2 separate regions of the Mus musculus genome follow, and region 2 is linked to region 1. Evidence: chromatin loops called from intact Hi-C (ENCODE). Cell type or tissue: left cerebral cortex. All regions are shown on one strand. Each heading gives the region's core, and the rest is flanking DNA. Links, peaks and the distances in the headings are about the cores only.

Region 1 (10,922 bases), core at 1,764-9,763:
TCGTCTCATAAAATCTTCCTGGTCCTCTATGGAGGAAACAAAATATGTTTCTCTTAAGGATTTCCCCTGCCTGTACCTGGTGAGAATATATGGGATTTTGAGGTTTCTGGAATCTAAGTTAAGAAACTAGGAAGAAAAGAGAAAATATCAATAAACCTAGTACCACTAAAGACCCAGCCTGCCTCCATCTTAGGCATTTTATAAAAATTTACTATAAAAGCCATTTTATAGTAAAGACCTGCTAGGTTCATTCCTGTCTGATTAAACTTCTGTTTCTCAAGGACTGGGTTAGGCTCCACCTGTAACCTTAACTCCAATATTTCTGTACTGCCTGTTCCAGGAATGGCAATCATATCTTTGTTTCGAAAAGTTAATAACTATCTTGCAACTTTACCTTTATTTCAAAAAAGGTTGCTATGACTACATTGCAACCATGTCTTTGTTTCAAGAGGTCACTATGAGTAAATTGTTACGCTTATGTTCTGTTCCTGTAAACCCACCTGTTTTGCCAGCCAAATCTCCCATGTGGAAACCCCTACCCCTGAGCTATTAAAACCTTGTCTTCCACATATCCAATGTTGACCTCTCAAACCCCACCTTAGGGGGCAGCAGTCAGTGTACTGAATAACAAAAGCTTGCTTTGATTAATTCAGTCATGATGTTAAGGGTCAATGGTCTTCTTCCTCCCATCTTCAGATTGACACATACTGCTTGCATTGCCTATTTTTATTTCCTTTCCAAATGCATCTATTATTATTTGCTCTCCTGAGTCCTTAATTGACTCTTCACATTTCATTGGTGATCTCTAGGAAGTGAAAGGCGGTTACACTTACTCTTTTATAACCCAAACTGGAGCCAAGCTAAGTGAACTGGTATGTTTCTTTTGATTGACACTCGCATTCCTTCCTTCTCTTATTCACTTCCATGTGGTTATCTGTTTGTATGCTGCTTGGCCTCTGTATCACACCATGATACAGTGTTCAAATAGGTTTGAAATTTAAAATAACTCCTCGGCAGGGTGTCTCAATCAACTATGTTTGTCTTTTTATATAAATGACATAGGAAAGTGGGTCAAAGAAACCTTTACCTAAAGAATGCCATTTATAATTCAAGCAATACAGTGAGCCATAAAGTTAAGAAAATCATAATTCCGATTTAAATTCTACATCTGGCATCCTTCTCTTTCCTTTTCAGCTTTCTCTCCTGGGCATGCTTTTGCGCAGTTTACTCACCGTAATAAAAGCAAACATATCACCTGGTTCTATCTAGATCAGTTAAGAGTCTGACAGAGAACTGCCTGCTTTCAACTCAACTTGTGAAAGAGATTAATGAGGAATATTTTCACACACCCACTCAAATGGGCAAGGTTTGGTATCTTTCCCAATGAACTGAACCTAAGACCCCTTAGTAGAGCCAAGCAAATCAATGGCAGTGGGAGGAGAAGGAACACGGAGAAGAAGGATGAACAACATGGAAATGGCGAGGAAAGGCAGGAGGGAGAAGAAAGGGAGGAGGGAGAGGAAATGGAGGAGGGAGAGAAAATGGAGGAGAGAGAGAAAAGGGAGGAGGGAGAAGAAAGGGAGGAGGGAGAAAAAAGGGAGGAGGGAGAAGACAGGGAGGAGGGAGAGGAAATGGAGGAGGGAGAGAAAATGGAGGAGAGAGAGAAAAGGGAGGAGGGAGAAGAAAGGGAGGAGGGAGAAGAAAGGGAGGAGGGAGAAGACAGGGAGGAGGGAGAGGAAATGGAGGAGGGAGAAGAAAGGGAGGAGGGAGAAGAAAGGGAGGAGGGAGAAGAAAGGGAGGAGGGAGGGGATAGAGAGGAAGGAGGGGATAGAGAGGAAGGAGAGGCAAGGGAATGAGGACAAGGAAAAGGAGGGAAAGGAAGGACTAGGGTTTTGGAGGAGAGAATAGAAAGAAACATAGAGGGAGATAAAGAGAGAAGGGAGAGGGCAAAGTAGAAGGAGGAGGGAGAATGAAGCACACTATTTTAAATAGAATCAAACTTATATTCACTTGAGGCAATTGTCCTACCAGAATATGCTGATGGCTGTAATTCCTAATGCTATGTGTCCTGCTATATGTCCTTCACAACTGTTCCTAAGCACATCACTTACCAAACTCATGAATCCACACTGAACACTTACTGTGTAGGTGTGCTTTGCAGGTACTGAGGGGAATACAAAGATGAATTACCGGAGTCCCTGTCTTCTAAGAGGAGAGGGCACACATGTACAATTTATGAGGTTCTTTGTCAGACCTCACTGAGTGTTGTATTTTATCCAGGCAGAAAAATCCTTCTCTGGGAAACTGGGCTGATCCACCCTTGGAGGACAGTGACAGATTTTTTTTTTTTGGACAGTTCATGTTTTAGGTGAACTTTAAGGATTTGTTAGTTTGGAGACAAGAGAAGAATGGAGGGAGTGCCATTCAAAGCAGCAGCCTGAAGAAAGCTTGGGAATGTGTAGCATGCTTGGGGAGCTGAATATATGTCAGTGTAGCACACATGTATGTGGGGAAATCCATTTTTGCTTTGTCTTGAACTGACTTATTAATTTGGCATGCTGTGATGTGGGCAATGGTAGAATCAATGAAACTATAGCAACTGGACTCCAAAGATGCACAATTGTTGGATTCTCTTGAAAACAATGAACTTGGTACCACTTGATGCCTCCGCTCATATGCCTCTTCTGTGCAAATGCACTTACTATTTCATGTTTCCACACTCAGTCCAATATTCTTTCTAGGAATGAGAGCTAGCTCTCTGTTTCTGTCTCCATCTCCATCTCTATCTGTCTCTATCTCCCTCTCCTTCTTGCTCTCCGTCTCCTTCTCCTTCTCCCCTCATGCCCCCACCACCATCACCATGGCTATTGAAGAAACAGCAAGCAGCATCTAAAGAGGAGCCACACTTCCCTCCATGTTGCACCATCATGCCTGTGAGAATATATACTTCCCTAATATACAGCAAGAAAATGATTTTAATTGAAAGTGTGCCAGTAAAGGCTGAGGGAACTAAGTTGGTACAAGGCATCTCGTATCTGGTCTGAACCCTTATAATAACACTCACACATGCTTTTCAATTTGTATAAAATCATTAAGAAATAAAAGCCTAGGTTCTACTTTAATTAGCTTACAAAAGAGTCAAGCTGGGCTATTTTCTTCTATTCTGCAGAAATCTTTATACACACAGTTAAAAACTGCTCGGGGGAAAAATAACCATGTCTTGTGCCGCCTGGGTTTGTTTATTTAAGAGTTTATTACTTCAAGGACAGATTAGAGCAACCTGGACCATGGCTGGATACAGAAGAATGGGGATTTGGAGAGATAAACTTCCCTTTGGACTTAATTTTACCCCTTTATGTAACAGCATGAGCAGCATCTCCTGCCTCCATTCTTAAGATCTGAAAGAGTTCAGCAGAGGTTTAGGGGACCCACGTGACATGTGTATTTCTCCCAAAACAGGCTGGCTTGTTTCCCTCTGCTTTTGGTGTGGATCTTAAAAAGAAAAACACCCTCTACTTCCTTACAGGTCTAAAAACTGTTTTAAAGGTTTTTGCTGAACAAGAAGGAGCTGTACATCTCCCATCACAACTGAAGATATTACTTTGATGTCTCCATAATTGTTTCCCTGAGGGCCTATCTGGTGCTGGGGTGGCACCACTTCTGCTTCCTGATTTTGTTGATAAGTATAGTGTCACCCTGTGCATTGTTGCATGGTTCTCTTTGGCCATGCAAAGAGAGAGAGAGAGAGAGAGAGAGAGAGAGAGAGAGAGAGAGAGAGAGAGAGAGAGAGAGGAGAGGGAGAGAGAGAGAGAGAGAGAGAGAGAGAGAGAGAGAGAAAGTCTGAAATGTCTGGCAACTAAAGATATATTCACTCAGTCAAACATTACACATAAGAGATGATGAATGAACTTGGTCTATGAGAACACAGGCACAATGCTGAACAAATGATCAGACTATGCACAGCTGGTTGATCCATAGAGAAACATATCATACCCTGGCTAAGACGGGGGGCATGACTGAGAAAGTGTGCAGCCAATGGCATGTTAGAGGAGCAGGAAGTACAGAAAAGCCAAGAAGTTATATAGACAGGAAAGGAGCAGGGTAGGAAGCTGATTTCCCTAAAAGTACCTCAAAGCCAAGCCAGTGAGAATGCACCGCCGTCACGGAAATAGCAAGGGCCTCCAGGAGTGATGAGCATCCAACCTGTTCAGCGCTGTGGAGAAAGTTTGTGATAAATGGCCGCGAAGGAACACGTCTGCATGCGAGGAGGTGCAAAAGATCAAAAATGACTCAGAGGACAGGAAGATTTAGGAGTAGTAAGACAAGCTTCTTTTTCAACATTTTTCTTGCTTCCCTTACCGTCTTTTTTTTTTCCTCTTTATTCTTTTCAAGACCAAGACTTTCCCTACAGCTTTCAGTTCCCTTATGAAGCCCATCAAAAACTCCACCCAGGAGCCAGGCTATTTTTAAAAATGAGATGCACTGGATTCTATAGAGAGGTCATCAGTAATAGGGCCTCCAACTCCCTATCTCTTTTGTGATTCTTGACGGCCAGAAACGAAGCATACATTATCTTTTACACAGACTCCCTGGAAGGTACGGATGCTCTCTCCTCTGGTGCTGTAATGGGGTCTCTATAGAAAGACACCTCATTCGGCAACCCACGACCTCTTTTCATCCCCGTTCACAGAAGCGACTCTGCTTGCCACAGGCACCAGGGCTTCCAATGTAATGATTTTGAATAATGCTGTGCACAGTATTATGCTCTTCTGCAGTCTCTCTCCTGCATTTTTAATGACCTTCCTAGCCCTCAGAGAAAGGGGGATGAACACGTCTGGTCAGGACATTTTTCCAGCTGGTCATTCTCTGATTGAATCAGTGCCAGATCCTGCAAGCCATCTGAATGCTGGATTGAAGTCAGGCTATCTGGGTTTTTAACTCTCTCTGGGACCTAAAGCCTTAGATTTCTTATCTGTAAAGCAAGGGGCATTATTTAGAAATCCTCTAAGCCCATTCAAATCCTCTGCTTTTGTGGCTGTGTGACTCCCTGGGGTCTGAAGATGAACTGTCTTCATTTGTTCATATTTTATGACCATCTGTTGAGTGCACAGTAGCGGATGCCTCAAGTACTTGGAGAAGCTTAGGGAAAGATGGTTGGCTTGAGAGAGTCTCCCAAGAGAGACACAGAAAAAAAAATCTCTGAACTTAAGCTTGTTTTAGTTGATTTTACTTGCTGTAAGAATGCAGGAAAGGGCACTGGAATTTGAACCCAAACTTGAGATAGTTCACAAGTTTTATCAGCAGAGCTGGAATACTTAGTTAACAGTCACTCGTCCTAGGGTCCAAGTCTCTTTTCCTGTCCAAAGCCTTTAAAGGGAGCAGATGAGGGTAGATCTGTTAACACTTTATAGGATGGAAGCTCTGAGCCCATGTAATATTTATGACTACTAACATCAGTTGAGCTTCATAATTCAAATGGTCTTAGAGTGTAGACCAGGTGCCAGGTACCATGGCTGACACTTAAATTTCCAAGGATTGCAGTCTCTAATATTCAGGTGGTGGTGTTTCTTTTAGAGGATTTTGTACAACTAGTTGATAAAGACATGGTTCATCAACTTGGAGTTGAGGTTCCCATATGAGTCTTAGCTACTAGTTTCCTGCAAATTCAATTTGGGGATAGGAGGGAGCTAAAAGTAGCAGGATGTGCTTACAGAGCATCAACAAGAGCACAGCCATGCACGCCCATGTGATAGGTCTGCTCTCAGTCCTACTCTGCAACTTGGCCTGGATGAGTCATTTTATTTGACTCTAGAAGATAATGGAGATCTGTAGTAGATGTACTCCTAGCATCTTCTTGAGACTGTGTTTGTCAACTTTTACCATGAGTTATATATTGAAGTGTGTTCCTCTCCCAAATTTTACATGTGGCGTCTTTATTCTCTAAGACTAACGAAAATGGTCTTATTTAGAAATAGTAGCTATAACTAGGTATGCTCAAATGGCGTGATAGAAGAGTTGGGTGGATTTCTAATCCAGCACATGTTTTCTTTATAAACGAAGAATTTAATACCATGTAAAAGTGAGAACAGACTGGCTTGGGGATGGTGCGTGGAAAAAATACGAGGAAAATCAGCAACTGCAAGCAAATGACTAGAAGCTAAGAAAGAACATAGAACAGATGCTCCTTCAGCATCCTTAGAGAAAACCAACCCAGTTGCTAGCTCGACTTCGGCCAGCCTCCAGGACAGTGGAAAGTAAATTCCATTTGTTTTAGCCTCCCTTCCTGTAGCAGTTGTTAAGGCAGTCCTAAAAAAACAAATGCAACCCTAGGATGTGTACCACTACTGTCAGAGGGAAAAGAAAAATGCAGCTCACATGAAAAACAAACCACAAAAACAAACAAACAAACAAACAAAAAAGAACAATATTTTATTTGCTTCTTTCTTTATACAAGTAGTCCATTCTGATTGCTACAGAAAGAGGAACTCCATCTTAATGGTGTTGGCAATGAATTCGTTCTCCTTCCCAAAGACTGTTTGACTAGCACAATGTTTTGACTTACAGCTTGAGAAACTTAACACTTCATGAAAAAAAAAATCTTACTCACGCCGCTATATATAGCCAGTGCTGAGCACAGCATTTGAGAACAGAGCCACTAGCACGTGGAAGTCACTGTTTGCAGACTCCCTCCTCGATTTGAGTCATTGGTTTCTCACCACTCAGCTCTCACCCCTCCTGAGGCAGCCTCAGCAGCTTCCAAGCAGCTTGCCTTGAAGATCATGTTCTATTTAGGATAGTAGTGACTCTGTAGAGAAAGAAACCCCAGGCAGGAGAAAAATGATACGGGCTATCAGAAAGTTAAGTGTGGGACATGTTTAGTAGAAAACAAAGACAAACATAAATAAATAAAATTTAACTCATATGTGTTCCTGATTTTAAAAGGTAAATTTGTTTTTTATTAGACAATCTACTATAAGGGACATTGTTACTAAAGAAAAGACAATTATTCAGTCTGATTTTGGCAGTTAAACCTTAGAAGTTAGAAGTTAATTAGATGATGAAACATTGTGTGCAAATTAAGTGACTGAGTTGAGAAACTTGGGTTTGGTTTTCTTCTGTTCTGCATAGAGAAAAAGGGGATGAGCCAAACCTTTGCTTTCTTGGGCAGTTTTTAATCTTCCTTATTGGGGGAAGAAGGGGATGTGGGAACATTTAGGCAGAAATTAGATGAAAGAAACATCTCTAAATTCAAAGTTTACACCCAAAGGTGAACTAATGAGGTCTTTTCTGTGACTGCTTCCACTGCTGAGGAAGCTGTTATTACAAAATAAGATCATCTGATGCTAACCTATTTCTTGTGATTTGAAAATAATCAGAATTCTACATTAGATGAAATTTGTCTAAGTTTGTCTGGAACTTAGTAAAATCAGATGGAAAAAAAATGGTATAGCTTGTCCCCTAAGCTAGTATTCTAGTTTGCTTTCTTTTGGTGTGATAAACACGGAGACCAGAAAAAGCATCCATTTTATCTTATTGCTTATAGTCCATCGCTGAGGGAAGTCAGGGAAGGAACTCAAAGAACTGAAGTATGGGAGCCATGGAGGAATGATGCTTAATGGCTTGCTCTGTTTCTTTTTTTATCCCCCCTGAAACTCCCTGCCCAGGGATGGCACTGCCCACAGTGGTATGGGGCCCTCTCTCATCAACCATAAATCAAGAAAATGTTATAAAGGCTTGCCCAAAGCCAATCTGATGGAGGCAATTCCTCAACTGATCCTCTTTCTTTCCAGGTTACTCCAACCTGTGTTAGGTTGACAAACAAACCAACCAGTCCAGAAAGTAACTTGAAAGTGAAATATTCAAAACTCTGCATAGGGGCCCAGATGGAAATTATTATTCATCTAGGTATCTGGAATCTACTTGAGTGCCTATGGGTGCTATATTATATGCTGAGACCCAAGGATATAATTGTGAGCAACAGCAGATGATAAATGTCTACCATCAGGGATTTTATAGTTAAAAGGAACAGATGGCTGGCTCAAAGTATCTGAGGACAGCTTATGAAGAGTTATTTGCAAAAAGGTAGGCATAGCTTAAGAGGAAGAAACAGGGATGGGAGAGGGCTCTGACCTCCCCAAAGTAGGGATATACTTCTCCAGGGAAGAAACAGATACCACCACCACAACCCACCCCTGCCAAAGAAAACCCTACTGGACTGAGTATAGAAAGATTCTCAACAAGAGGTCTGGCCTGGGAAGTGAAAAAAACAAACCCCTATCCCTACCTAAGTATGTTTGGTGGATAGTTCCTGGTAGAATAAGCTCCCAAGGTCTCTCTCCTTTCATTATCTACTACCTTGATGTGACCTGTTACCATCTAGTACCTCCTGTGCAACCAAATACAATTAGACAATTTGGGATCCCAGTAGATGTATTTGATTGTCAGCCTCCTAGACAATAGGGAGGAAGAGTATGTATGTGCAGATTAAATGGTGACTCCAAATATGTGTGTTCTGCAGAATAGGGAGGATGAAAAACATAGGGCGTCCAGGAAGGTCATCTGAGAAAGTGTTATTCAAGCAAAGCTCTGGAGTATGTGAAGATGTGAACTAAGTTGTTAGCTAATAGAGAAGTATTCTGACCGTTAGGTAAAGCATACTTGACTAAGAGAAGGACCAGTAAGGAGGTCTATGTGGTCAAATTAAACAACACAGGGTATTGTTTGTTATTGAGTATCTTTGAAAAGGTAAAAAACGTGCTTAAGTAAATTTTGAATAAATGTATGTACAAAGGGACTCAATACTATCATTTCTTCCTCATTGATTACATCACACTGTGCAAATTTTTATAGCCACTGCCTTTAAGAAATACGTGACAGATTGCAGAGGGGCAACGAAGCTCTCTTAGTTCAATGCCCAAGATTATACACCAAGATTAGCCCAAAGCCATTGAACATCAGCCTAGTTTATATCACTGTCGACCCTGCTCAATGCTTGCTTCCCTAATTATCTTCATCTCTTACTTTATAATGAACTTGAGATCAGCTGCCTTAATGAGGAATTCTGGTTTAGCTTCTGCACTACATGAACATCCTCTGCATGTAGACTCTTGAGCACATTCTGATGCCAACCTCGTGGCCTGGGTCTCAGAAGCTCACCCTCAAAGGTCTACAAGGAATTTCTAACAAAGGAACCCAATATGTAGAAACTGCAAGTATATGGGCAGATATTCAAACACTGTCTTTTTCTGGCAGGTATTTACAGCTTGATTGAAGGCAGAGACAGAGTTAAAATTAATTCATGAATGGGCTTGAAAATAGAAGTGTGGGTGAGGCAATAATTAAAGGTTTTGTTAATTCTTCACAGCTGTGGACTTCAATGTGAGTTGGGGTTTAGGTATATTTAGCTAAAAGGATAACATTTTTAAATATGATGCTATGCATGCATTTGAATCACACATATTATATAAGGGTTTGAGGATGAGAAAAAAAATCAAAAGTGGGTCTTAATTGGAAAACAACTAAGAAATACTATTAAATTGCATATTTAATATGAATTAATTAAGCAATAAATTTATTAAAATAAACTACAGCAGTTATTATAGCCCCAGATAAATACTGAGCATAAGAATTATCCTACTTTGATAACATATATTAAGATGTATGAACTACTTTCGTGAGTAATAAAATTTCTTGGTAGAATCACAGAAAAAGGTTTTTCCTGTATACTAACAATCTAGTTTCTTTTTCTCTAGTTATAAAATAAATATCTACTACTTATATATATTTTAAAGCTCCTATTTTTAGCTCTTAATGTATCCTGGACATCCTCCAGAACTGTGATTTCTCTCTCTCTCTCTCTCTCTCTCTCTCTCTCTCTCTCTCACACACACACACACACACACACACACACAAATTCAGATTAACCATACATTTTCAGTGTTTTCCAAAATAAACATAACATCAACAATGTAGTCAAAACCTCTGCGTCTCTATTGTAAGTAATAAATTTTATCAGTTGGGGACTAGTCAGGAAAGTGGAAACCTTGCAATTATTTCAACTGAGATAATTTAATATAAAATAATTGTTTAATCAGACTCAGAAAGTCAAAGGATAAAAATAAAACTGCTCTTCCAAAACAAAGAAAATTACACTGGTATATCATGAGAGTAGCAATGAGCAGAAACAGCTAACATGCCCCCCAAAAGCAAAAGAAACTAGAAAAGCATCAGCTTGAACAAGACTCCAGATAATGGGGAGTCAGGCCTCTGGGGAGTGTCTGACTCTGGCGCCTCCATGTGGCTGTGATGAGTCTGGTTTGGAGTATGTGGGTGGGACCAAGAGCTGCTCCAGCTAGTAAGGATGCCTACCCACTGTTCAGGTGATGCCCACAGAAGCAGAAAGCCTGTGGTAGGAGCTGGTCCTTTACCTGTGTATCAGTGTTCTGGGGTGCTTTTATATTTCCCTGTAGGCAGAGTGTGTGGACAGAGCCCAAGGAGAAAAGTGATGCTCACTGCGTTGTCAGCAGTGAAGTTCCAAGGTATATAAATGCAAGCTGTGGTGGTTTGTATAGGTGTATTCCCCCATAGACTCACATGTTTGAATGCTCAGCCCATGGGAAGTGGCATTATTAGGAGGTATGGCCTTGTTGGAGGAAGCATGTCACTGTGGGAGTGGGCTTTCATATCCTATGCTCAAATTCTGCCCAGTGTGGAAGAGACCCTCTCTCTAGTTGCCTGCAGAAGACAGTCTCCTTCTGGCTGGCTTTGGATCAAGATGTAGAAATCTTGGCTCCTCCAGCCCTATGCCCGACTGCATGCTGCCATGCTTCCCTCCATGATGATAATAAACTGAACCTCTGAAACTGCAAGTCATCCCCAATTAAATGTTTGCCTTTATAAGAGTTGCCTTGGTCATGGTGTCT
Region 2 (10,922 bases), core at 2,058-10,057, 88 kb before region 1:
TTTGCCTCTATGAGGGTGCTCCTCCCCCTACTTACCCAGTCCCACCTCATCACTCTAGTATCCCCCTACCCTGGGGCATCAAGCTTCCACAGGACCAAGGGCCTCTCCTCCCATTGATGCCAAATAAGTTGACTTCTTGATGCTTCCATTTGAGTGCCAAGAAGAAATATTTTGGAAATTAATGAGGGCTCTTGAGAGTATAATAATGAAAAGGTATAATTAGCTCCAACGAAGGTGGGTGGTGGTGGCAAAGGTGGCCTGTGCTCTCTAGTATATTATACAGTTCCAAATAATGATAAATGATCCCATGTCCAAGTAGGCATTCAAGTGAGTGAGAAATGTTTTGGTTGTCTGGAGCCATAGGCTCCACTTCACATGTGAACACAAATATCTTTTTACATAGTTTTACTAGCTGCCTTCCTTTAACAATACAAATGCTCTAGGAATAAAAACAAGGTGTGTTCTTCATTATTTTGGGAAATCACCTTTGTCAGTGAGGCCATGATTCTGAAACCTCCCATACAACACCATGGCATTAGTTGTACATGGCTCAATCCAGCATCCAATTTCTTCACTTTATATTCAAGTGTGTCATGCCCAACTGTATCCATGTCAAAACATACAATGTTTTGTTATAAATCATGTATTTTGTCACTTTCCTATGGAGTTGCAATTGTAATTAAGATGTTGCTTTCATCATAGTAGTTTTCTTTGTTTTTAAAATTTTATGTGTGTACTTTGACTCTCACAAGTTTCTTTTTTGAGTAAGGAATAGTAGAGGAACTGTTTTAGGGTTCATGAGTCAAATGGTTTCTCTTACAGCTTTCTCAGATGTCTGTTTTGCCAAGAAAGGAGCTGGTGGGTAATATGTAATCAAATGCACACAGTAAGCAGCCAAAATGATTTGTGAACATTGAAGTTTAAATTTTATACATTTTTCACATCACATGTAATTGCTATTGTTTATTATTTTTCAACCACTTAAAAATGAGAGACCATTCTTGGCTCTTGAGGCCTACACAAATAGGCAGTGAGACAAGCCTTCCTAATAATAGCTAGTTTCCTAATCACTGCTCTGTAGAGTATTGTATCCAAGCTTTTACACACTGAAATGGTACTGTAATAAGCTGCATCTCTTTAATTGCTTGATTATGCTACAGCTAAAGCTTTTATTGAACTTTTGAAATATGTGCAAATACTATAATAAAAAGTTGGCAGGGCTACATAGGTTGGGGCCCACATGAGTACCTCAGTCAACCCTTCTCAGAATCAGAGACGTTTCTTCTCACAATACATAGGAATTAAAAGAAGCAAACACAACTGGATGATGTGCAGAGAGTAGGAGACTTTGGAGCACACAGTCCTAAATGAGATGTCTTTGTGAAACCCCTTCCTTCAAGGTTCAGTGATCTATGAGGAAGAGGAGGTACAAAGATTGTCAGAATTTACAGGTAACTCCAAGGAAGCCATGTCTTCTGGATATAGCAGGATTGATGCAATTATGACTTATCAGAAATGGTTGTATCAAGTTTAAGCCAGATGGGGTTCCAGGCCTTGAAACAGGGAAGTGGACACAAAGCTCCACCCCTAATTAAGATGCTATTTGCTATTGATATCTATTGGCAAAGGGAAAATCAGTTTTCGCCAATGGATTGCCACTGGGTATATCAACCACACACTGTGGTTGATCCCATGCTAAGTAATTGGCCAACACAAAATTAACTCCATGGGTTTTTTTTTTTTTTAATATGGACTGTTTTTGTTATTGTTGATTTTTGTTTGTCTGTTTGTGATCTTACTTGTTGTATCCAGAAGACACTATTTCCTTGGAGTAATCTATAATTTCTAGCTTACTTCTAGAAAATCTTACAATTTTCCCAGCTCCTCTTCCTCATAGATCCTTGACCTTTCTGGGGAGGGATTTGATGAGGACATATCATTTAGGATTGAGAACTCCCAAGTCTCTCACTGTGTACATTACCCAGTCATGTGCCTCTGTAGCTTTGTTTTGTTCTGTTTTGTTTTTCTTTTTCTTAATTGTTTTGCTTTTGTTTTCACTTCTTTTTGAAAGAGAAAGAACATAAAGTTGGTAGGGAGGGTGAGGGATATGGGAAAATTTGGGAAAGGGACAAAGGCAGGATCAAAACATATATCATCTAAGACAATTCTTTTTTTTTTTTTTTTTTTACTGACTTCAAGTTATTTATTAATTTTATTTTATTTTTTTTTCCATTTTTTATTAGGTATTTAACTCATTTACATTTCCAATGCTATACCAAAAGTCCCCCATATCCACCCACCCCCACAATATGTATTCACTGATAAGTGGATATTAGCCCCAAACCTAGGATACCCAAGATATAAGATATAATTTGCTAAACACATGAAACTCAAGGAGAATGAAGACTGAAGTGTGGACACTATGCCCCTCCTTAGATTTGGGAACAAAACACCCATGGAAGGAGTTACAGAGACGGAGTTTGGAGCTGAGATGAAAGGATGGACCATGTAGAGACTGCCATAGCCAGGGATCCACCCCATAATCAGCATCCAAACGCTGACACCATTGCATACACTAGCAAGATTTTATTGAAAGGACGCAGATGTAGCTGTCTCTTGTGAGACTATGCCGGGGCCCAGCAAACACAGAAGTGGATGCTCACAGTCAGCTAATGGATGGATCATAGGGCTCCCAATGGAGGAGCTAGAGAAAGTAGCCAAGGAGCTAAAGGGATCTGCAACCCTATAGGTGGAACAACATTATGAGCTAACCAGTACCCCGGAGCTCTTGACTCTAGCTGCATATATATCAAAAGATGGCCTAGTCGGCCATCACTGGAAAGAGAGGCCCATTGGACTTGCAAACTTTATATGCCCCAGTACAGGGGAATACCAGGGCCATCTAAGACAATTCTTAAAAAAAAACAAAAACAAAAACAAAACAGAAAACTATATTGTAGCGAGAAGCTGGAGAGAGGACTTGGTGGACTTGGTGGAACTCATTTACTTTATCCAGAGTTCAGCTGCCAGCACATACATCAGTATATCACAGCCTCCTGTAACTCCAGCTCTGTGGACTCTGGTATCCTCCTCTGGCCCCCATAGTCAAACACATAGGGTCATATAGTGATACAGATAAACATAAATTAAAAACAAGTTTATAAGTTAATTTGGAAAAAATATATTAAGACACAAATTGTTGAGTCTTCTCCATAATTCTTATTTAAATTATGAAAGACATAGAAGACAATCCCTAAAAACTGGCCCTTGGAGTAAAGAAAGAAGGCTATGGCTTGTTTGTTTGTTTGTGTGTTTGTTTGTTTGTTTTATTCTTTATTGTTCTGATAAGATAAAGGTGTGTGGATTTTGATAAGACTGAGAATTTTTGTCTGGGATAAAGATAACTTATGATTCTCTCTAATGCAAAGCAGGTAGATGAAGTTCAGGTTCACTGCTTTCAAGCCTGTGGAAGTGCCCGTCCTTTCCAGGCTGGCTACAGGACCAGCAGGGTCCAAATCGAATTTCATTTAATAAAAGATCAAGATTCCGCTTTGATCTGTTTTGATAGGTTGCATTACCCATGACTTATACTTAATCTGCACCCAGCTAAGTGTTACAAAATGCTCCCCCAAAAAAGCCATCAGGCTTGAGTGTATCATGCGTCATCTATATTCTATATTTGTGTCCTGAGTTACTAAGCCTTTGGAATCTCCTCTTATGCCTGTGGTCAGTCATGCCCTTCAACATATTGAGGAAGAGAAGGATGCGCTGTCTATCATGTAGGGCTCAGAGCAGGGGACGGTGAAGACATCAAAGGGCTTCCTGGATTTTTAACCCATTTTTCTCTAGCACAGAAGTATGTTCTTTGTCAATCCATTTAATGGTTTCTGGATCTGTTTTCTAGAGCTGGTCATGCCTTCAGGAACATCAAGTACAATAGAAACATCTAGACGCTGTACCACACAGGAATTCAGATGCCAAGGAATCTGGTACATGTTGCTACCTCCACTCCCTAGATTCACACTGAACAACTTGGAGCTGGTGACATTCCAGATCTACAAATGGGTCCTTTGTCACTCTTCTGTGTGTTTCTAAAGTCCCCAACCCCACTGTTGGTCTCAGATTGGAATTCCTTTTTTTTTTCCATTTTTAATTAGATATTTTCTTCTTTGACATTTCAAATATTATCCTGAAAGTCCCCTATACCCTCCCCCTGCCCTGCTCCCCAACCTACCCACTCCTGCCCTGGCATTCCCCTGTACTGGGGCATATGATCTTTGCTAGACCAAGGGCCTCTCCTCCCATTGATGGCTGACTAGGCCATCCTCTGCTACATATGCAACTAGAGATAGAGTTCTGTGGGGTACTGGTTAGTTCATATTCCCTTTTATTTGACACCACAGTGCTGCCAGCAGCAGGGTTCCAGTCTCACAGGCAGGTGAAAAAACATTACAAGTGCATCAGAAACCCAGAGGGATTTAGCAAGACCCTTGTCTACACCAAGCCTTGTTTTCAAGTCCAATGCCATGAGCCCATCATTTGTAACACAAAATGATCCATCTCAGAGTTGAGATTTTTAAAAGGGGAAGTTGAATGAAACTAAGACAATAACTAAAGGCTTACTGGTTGACTTATTCAAACAAATTACCAGTCTGGTTGCATCTCTTGAGTTATCTTCAGTAAACTAAGATCTAAAATATGAATACAACTTAATAAAAATTAATATTCAATAAATACTATTTAATAAAAGCAAAGGCACAGTTTTACATACTCTCTGAGATCTATATGCACATGTATACAACAAGTTATATGTGTGTATGCATAGATGTATCTTTACACGTGTGTGTATGTATGTGTGTGTGTGTGTGTGTGCATGTGTAGAAGTCAAGAAGACAGAAGTTAAATAAGCCAATACATGATCACTATGTCTTTCCTGCTATAAAATTATGCAAATCCCTTGAGAGCTTGTTAGAAGGCTCTAGCAGAAAATCACAGCTATTCCTATATCCTTGACCTAATAAGGTGGACCTTCCTGTGTTTGAGGCAGGCCATCCTCCTTTAATGAGTGTGCAGCTTTGGGAAGCACCCATACAGAGTTTTGGGTGTTGTTGTTATTATTATTATTATTTTTCTTGTCGATTTTTTTTGTTATATTTCATTTTATGTTTGAGATAGAGAACATGAAGTTGGATGGGGAGAGAGGTATAGAGGATCTTAGAAACAGAAGTTCCTGATGTAGAGGAGTTAGGAGTAGAAAAGAGTATGATCAAATGTATTGTATGAAAAATCCTTTTAAATAAAAACTTTTAAAAGAATACCCAAATAACTATAAAAAAGACCACAATAAGAAATTTACATGCTAGTGGTATAGTTGAAGAAAGAAATAAAAGGAGATTCTGAAGGATTTGCGCCTTGAAGTAGGAAAGGGCGATGTCTTGGATATTTACTATTTTCCCTTAACCGTGCAACATGACTCCTGTGCTACATCTTAACCTCCCTCCTTCTTTGTTTCTCCTTTAGCTCAACAGAATTCACCAAAAATCCATGAAGGCTGGTGGGCATACAAGGAGGTGGTCCAGGGAAGCTTTGTTCCAGGTAAATACACATTTACTTTATCTATTTTTCAAAAAAAAATCTTATTCCTTAAACATTTTAAGGAGACAGAAATACTCAAAGCCCCACGCATCCATTTAGCCCACATTACCTCATCCCTGTGTACTAATAAAGTAATAACAAACAAACAAATAAAAGCCCAGAATTTGGATGAACACTAATGTTATTTCTACAATGTCACATTTGCTACATGGTCTGAAATATATGGTGAAAGTCAACTTGGTCTAACTTAAGCTTGGAAATCTATTACATTAAGAGAAGTCTTGTTATGTGAGCAGCAACTTAAAAGGAACACATTATTCTTCTATGTAAACTGGCAATGCTAGGATTCTTCCATCAATAGAAGCCTCCTCCAGAAAGGAGGAGGATACAAGACTGAGAGCAGAAGCTGTTTGCCCACACTTGATAAAGTGAGGACTGTTCTCCACATTAATGACACGGGAAGTCTGTCTGAACAGTCTGACCACGACAGTGAAGCTTGCTGGAATGCATGCTGTTACTGATGTCATTGTGGTAGCATGCCTGCTCAAGACTTAGCAGATCCAGCCAAGAACCATCTAAAAATAAAAAGAAATGACTGGACACTGTCAGCATGCAGGCGTTGGACTGAGAAGCAAAGGCAGGCTAGGGCCAGAAGCAACGTGACTTGAGTTGAGAAGGAGAGCAGAGGGAGCTGTCTCTCCCACTTCTCTTACTTGTAATTGTCCTATTCTTGACATAATAGACAGAATTAATAACCTGTATTAACCATAAAAACCATAGGTCATCCTGCAAGACATCAGAAGGGACAGAAGCAAAGGAAAGAACAAGAGATTAACGGGAAAGAGGCATGGAAGGATGGCATATCCCACAGTATTCTTAATGTACTAGATCTGAGAGAGACAGAAAGGAAGCCCACAAGAGTGTCAGTGTATGGTCCTCACTCAGCCTGGTGCTCAGAACAAAAGATCAAAAGAACCAGCTGAGGGTTCTGAATTTGGTGGCAGGCCAAATGTGCAGAGTTCCAGGTCATCCAGTTTATGCTCCACTGCTTTGCCTTTCTACATTTCTATTTCTTCCTTAGAGTTTTTCATATAAACTGTGCAAAGAGAAGGAACTTGTAAAATTCCCTTAAGCCTATCTGTTTTCATTTCTGTCATGAGGCAACAGTGAGTACTGCTGGAGGGTTTTCATTGGAGAAGGTCTCTTATGGTAAAGGATAGTGGGTGACTCAGAAAAACGCCAGCTGGCTGCTGGAGAGCCTTGGAAATCAACATTCCTAACATCACAACTACACTACGGCACATGGCACATTGTTCTCCAGATCACTGTGTACAGAAATTGAGTTTAACTCACCCAGAAGTGACCAGGTTTCTAATGGCAATAATGTAAGTTACATATGCTATGTCTGCTTAAATAAGTATAGATACTATCATTTGATATTATAATTGGGGGGGGACATCCCTCTCAATGATATGAAATATTTATATTTTGGCAAGAGAAACTGTTGGCTATACTCACAGTAGCTCAGAAGCTATAATGATCATTATATACCATGAACTTATGAGTATGGGATTAGAACAACTGAGGAAAGTCCCTCATTTTTAAATCACTTCTACCTCTGTGGAAGTTGACTTGTCCTTAGATAGCAATGTGTGGTGTCTTTGTCATTTTGCCTCTTTGCCTTATAGTACTTGAATCCTTGCTCTCTCTCTCTCCACCTCCACCTCCACCTCCACCTCCACCTCCACCTCCACCTCCACCTCCACCTCCACCTCCATCTCTATCTCTATCTATGTTCAAAATTCTAGTCAGACTTACATGATGCTGCTAAGGCAACCATGGAAAGAATTCTTATTCTTCATTTGCTGCTGACTGAAGAGTTCTACTTTTCTTCATTTCCAGCCTGGTTTGCATACATGTTGTGGCTATAGCACTTGTGATGGAAAGAAACACATAAAGGCCACAGCAGTGGCAAGAAAATAATTCAGTGCCAGAATGCCCTACTTTGGCCATCTTTGGGTGGCATCTATGAAACACTTTGAAGAAGCAGAGCACCTTGCTTGGGACTAATGAAGAGAAACTGGTACATAACTCTTACTCAAACTTAATTCACCATTTAAAGGGCAAGCTAGGCCATAGACACAAGGCACTGGAGAACCAGTGCAGCCATAGGTCTGATAACCACAATTCTGCCTCCATAGTGCATTTCACAATTTCTTGTTAACCAGCTCAATTGATGCTGTCTACTAGACCCCACCTTAGCAGGCAAAGCCCAGCTTGTTTGACTCTTCATCCTCCAACAGCTAATTATAATCCACAGGGGTTTCCTTCTGTTTTTGCCAACAGCATTGTGATGGCTAATTTATGTAATGGCTAGAGTATGCTACCATACATTTGGTCAGAGGTGCCCTGGTGTTGCTGTTGAAGTTATTTCTAGGTGAGAACAATTTTCAAAATCAATCTCTAAAAATCATATATCTTCTGATTCCTTCCCTCCCCTACCTCTCTTTCACTCCCATATCCTCCCTTCCCCTATTCCATTACTTCTCTTTCTCTGAATAAGTGACCAACACACACACAAAACACACACACACACACACACACACACACACACACACACACGCTTGAGCACTAAAGCCACTAGTCACACTAAAGACAGTAGAATAGAAATCTAAGAAGGTCCCATTTATTATTTAAACCATCTTATTATTATACTGTGTGCAATCTCTCTTCCCCCCCCTCTCTCTCTCTCTTTCTCTCTCTGTGTGTGTGTGTGTGTGTGTGTGTGTGAGAGAGAGAGAGAGAGAGAGAGAGAGAGAATGAGAGAATATGTGGGCACATGCATGTTATATGATACATATGTGGAGGACAATGAACAAATTTTAGAAATTGATTTCCCTTTCCACCATAGTGTCTTGGGATTGAACTTAGACTGTTGTGTTTATAAATGTTTTTATATGCTGGATAATCTCATTTGGCCCCAAACCCTTGCCTTTTATGGATCACTTTAGGGTTACTTAGCCATGGAACTGCCTCACTACTCAGTGAGATTACCAACTTCCGACTCCTAGAGGTACTTTGTGTTGGGTTCTCTGTTACTTCCCATTCAATGTAGTTTTATAGATTCAAGTGTCCAAAGATAAAGGAGAGAAGGACGTTGGGTGGTCTTGTCAATGATCTGCAGTACTCAATGGACAGAAGGATGAGAATCTAAGGTAAGTTCAAAGAAGAGTGAAGTCTTCATTCAAGAGTGGTGGATTCTGCCTTCCTAAAAATCAGAACCTAAGTAGAACTAGCGAAGAGACCAGAATGCTTGGGTTTCACAGGCCACAGCAAGGTAGTTTTGTTTGCCACACGGGGCTTTAGACACTACTTTCTGGAAGGGGAAGAATGATGATATATGTCTAATCTTTGGCAGATCAATCGATTGGGTGTAAAAGTAACTTTGATTCTCTTGATGTAATTGTTATCTTGGAGGCTCGCTGCTTCTGGCTGCTAACTTAGGCCTAGTCCTGGAAGCTTCTTGACTCTGAACAATCTGATGTAGGCCTAGAATGTTTTCAGCCTCTGAGACTTGCTGCTGCATAAGCTCACTTCTAGTTCTTTCCGATCTCTGGCTGGAGGATTCGACTCAGCTGTTCTGGCTCAAACTCTCCTCCAAGCTGTCTGATTCACTCTGGCTTCGCTTTCTCTGCCTCTCCTGAATTGCTCTGCTTGACATCAAACTAACTCTGCAATTTGTTCTAATCTTCTGGCTCCTTCTCACTCCCTGGCTCGTTCTGCCTTTGCTTGTGTCTAGCTTGCTCTTACTTCAACATATCTCTGTAAAACTCTCCCAGTAAAACCTGCCTCTTTCTCCTTCCTCTCTTTCTTGCCTGCACTGATCTCTTAAGAACCTTCCCTTTCCTCTCTCTTCTCGTTGAGAGTTGGGCACATCCTAATCTGCCAAATCTTGTTCTGATTGCTTACTTTGTCTACTACTTTCAAACATGGGTGCTTCCTTCTACAAACTAAATTTACCTTTGTTGGTTTGGATTAAAGGTGTGTCCCGAGGGCTTGTCTATATTCTAGCCAGAGGGATTAAAGATGTGTGCTAAGGGCTGATCCAGACCATAACTAGAAACAGGTTTTTCCAATAAATTTTTCCTGGGATTCACACTGTGACAAAATATCCTGCCACAAAGGAGTGTTTTGGGAAACTAGCTATAGTAGAAATTAACTGCATTCAATTGAAGATCAGAGAGAAAAACAAGTTTGTTTTCATTGTTCAGATAACAAATCTCCAAAACAAACAAACAAACAAACAAACAAACAAAAAAACCCTATGGGGCCCCTACGCCACCCATGACAAAATGCTGATGGGCTCAAACTATTGGTAATGAAAGGTTGCTAGGGGAAGGGAAATGCCATTTTCTTCAGTGGTGTAGCCACAGGCAAGTTACATAGATTCCACTCAGTAACAAGCCACTTGCCTTCAGTCACACACAAAAGGAAGACATAAAAATGGGAGAGGGACTTGTTGAAAGAAGTGCATCAAAGAGAGGGGTAGGAGATGAGAGGAGGGATGGGGGAACAAAAATAACTAAAATCCAATTGCATAAATGTATGAAACCTCAATAACAAAACCAAAATATCTATGAAATATATATTAACACACACACACAAAACAAACACTATTAGGTTAACTGTGCTGTTGGGGAATTAACAGAGAGTTTGTTTAGTACCATTTGAATTATATTTATTAAATAATAAACTGTGTGTTATAAATATATCACATGTATATAACACATTTTTAATTTAGTGTAAATACACACATGTCTTTAACACACTTCTGGAATATGTGCCAAACACTGTCTATTCACGTTCTACTTCTGTTACAAAGATGAGAATCTTCCCTTTGGAGGAAGAGACACTATACTATGAACTAGTACTCGATAAAGAGATGACATAACTTCTGAGGCCTTAATATAGTAGGTGAGTCACTTGCTGAAAGTAATCTAGTCACTGGGCTTCCACGTATCTGCTTTATGGGTTAAAGTTTACACAGAAGTCTCCTAGTATCCTAAAACAAAGAATCTGGGCTTGGTTCCCCATCTGAATCCATGAATGACAACGCATGGATCATGTATTTTTTCCAACCTTATAAAGCTCTGGAGAAGGTGAAAACCCATCTTCGAGTCTGACACCTATAAGGCTCGCTCCATATCACTAGCCCGGGGCCCTCAGCACAATGATCCAGAATGGTTTCCCTAGATCTGCTTTCTTCAAAGTTATATTTGGCCCTGGTACATGGTCCTAAAGCGCGTAGCTCTACATCAATCATTGGA

The links. Hi-C counts contacts between places; a loop is a spot of excess contacts. Peaks named below come from ENCODE experiments on the same cell type or tissue, not always from the same donor. Only the 100,000 strongest peaks of a DNase experiment are listed, where the experiment ranks them.
Region 2: a loop joins it to region 1, with 2.6 times the contacts of the local background. A loop is called at or near these places in 2 of 42 quality-filtered maps.

Annotation. Positions count from the first base shown.
Region 1 is chr11:93,267,429-93,278,350 of GRCm38, forward strand. The region is part of intron 3 of Car10 (carbonic anhydrase 10); the gene reads left to right. Among named protein-coding and RNA genes, the nearest start is that of Gm35002, 32 kb to the right of the region's middle. In left cerebral cortex, for the core only: no CTCF peak of the experiment used is centred there; DNase peaks (open chromatin) are centred at 6,195 and 6,669.
Region 2 is chr11:93,179,562-93,190,483 of GRCm38, forward strand. It overlaps Car10 (carbonic anhydrase 10), which reads left to right. Exons shown (of 10, transcript NM_001361708.1): 3 at 5,521-5,595. Among named protein-coding and RNA genes, the nearest start is that of Car10, 87 kb to the left of the region's middle. In left cerebral cortex, for the core only: no CTCF peak of the experiment used is centred there; DNase peaks (open chromatin) are centred at 6,082 and 6,830; H3K27ac peaks cover 711 bases.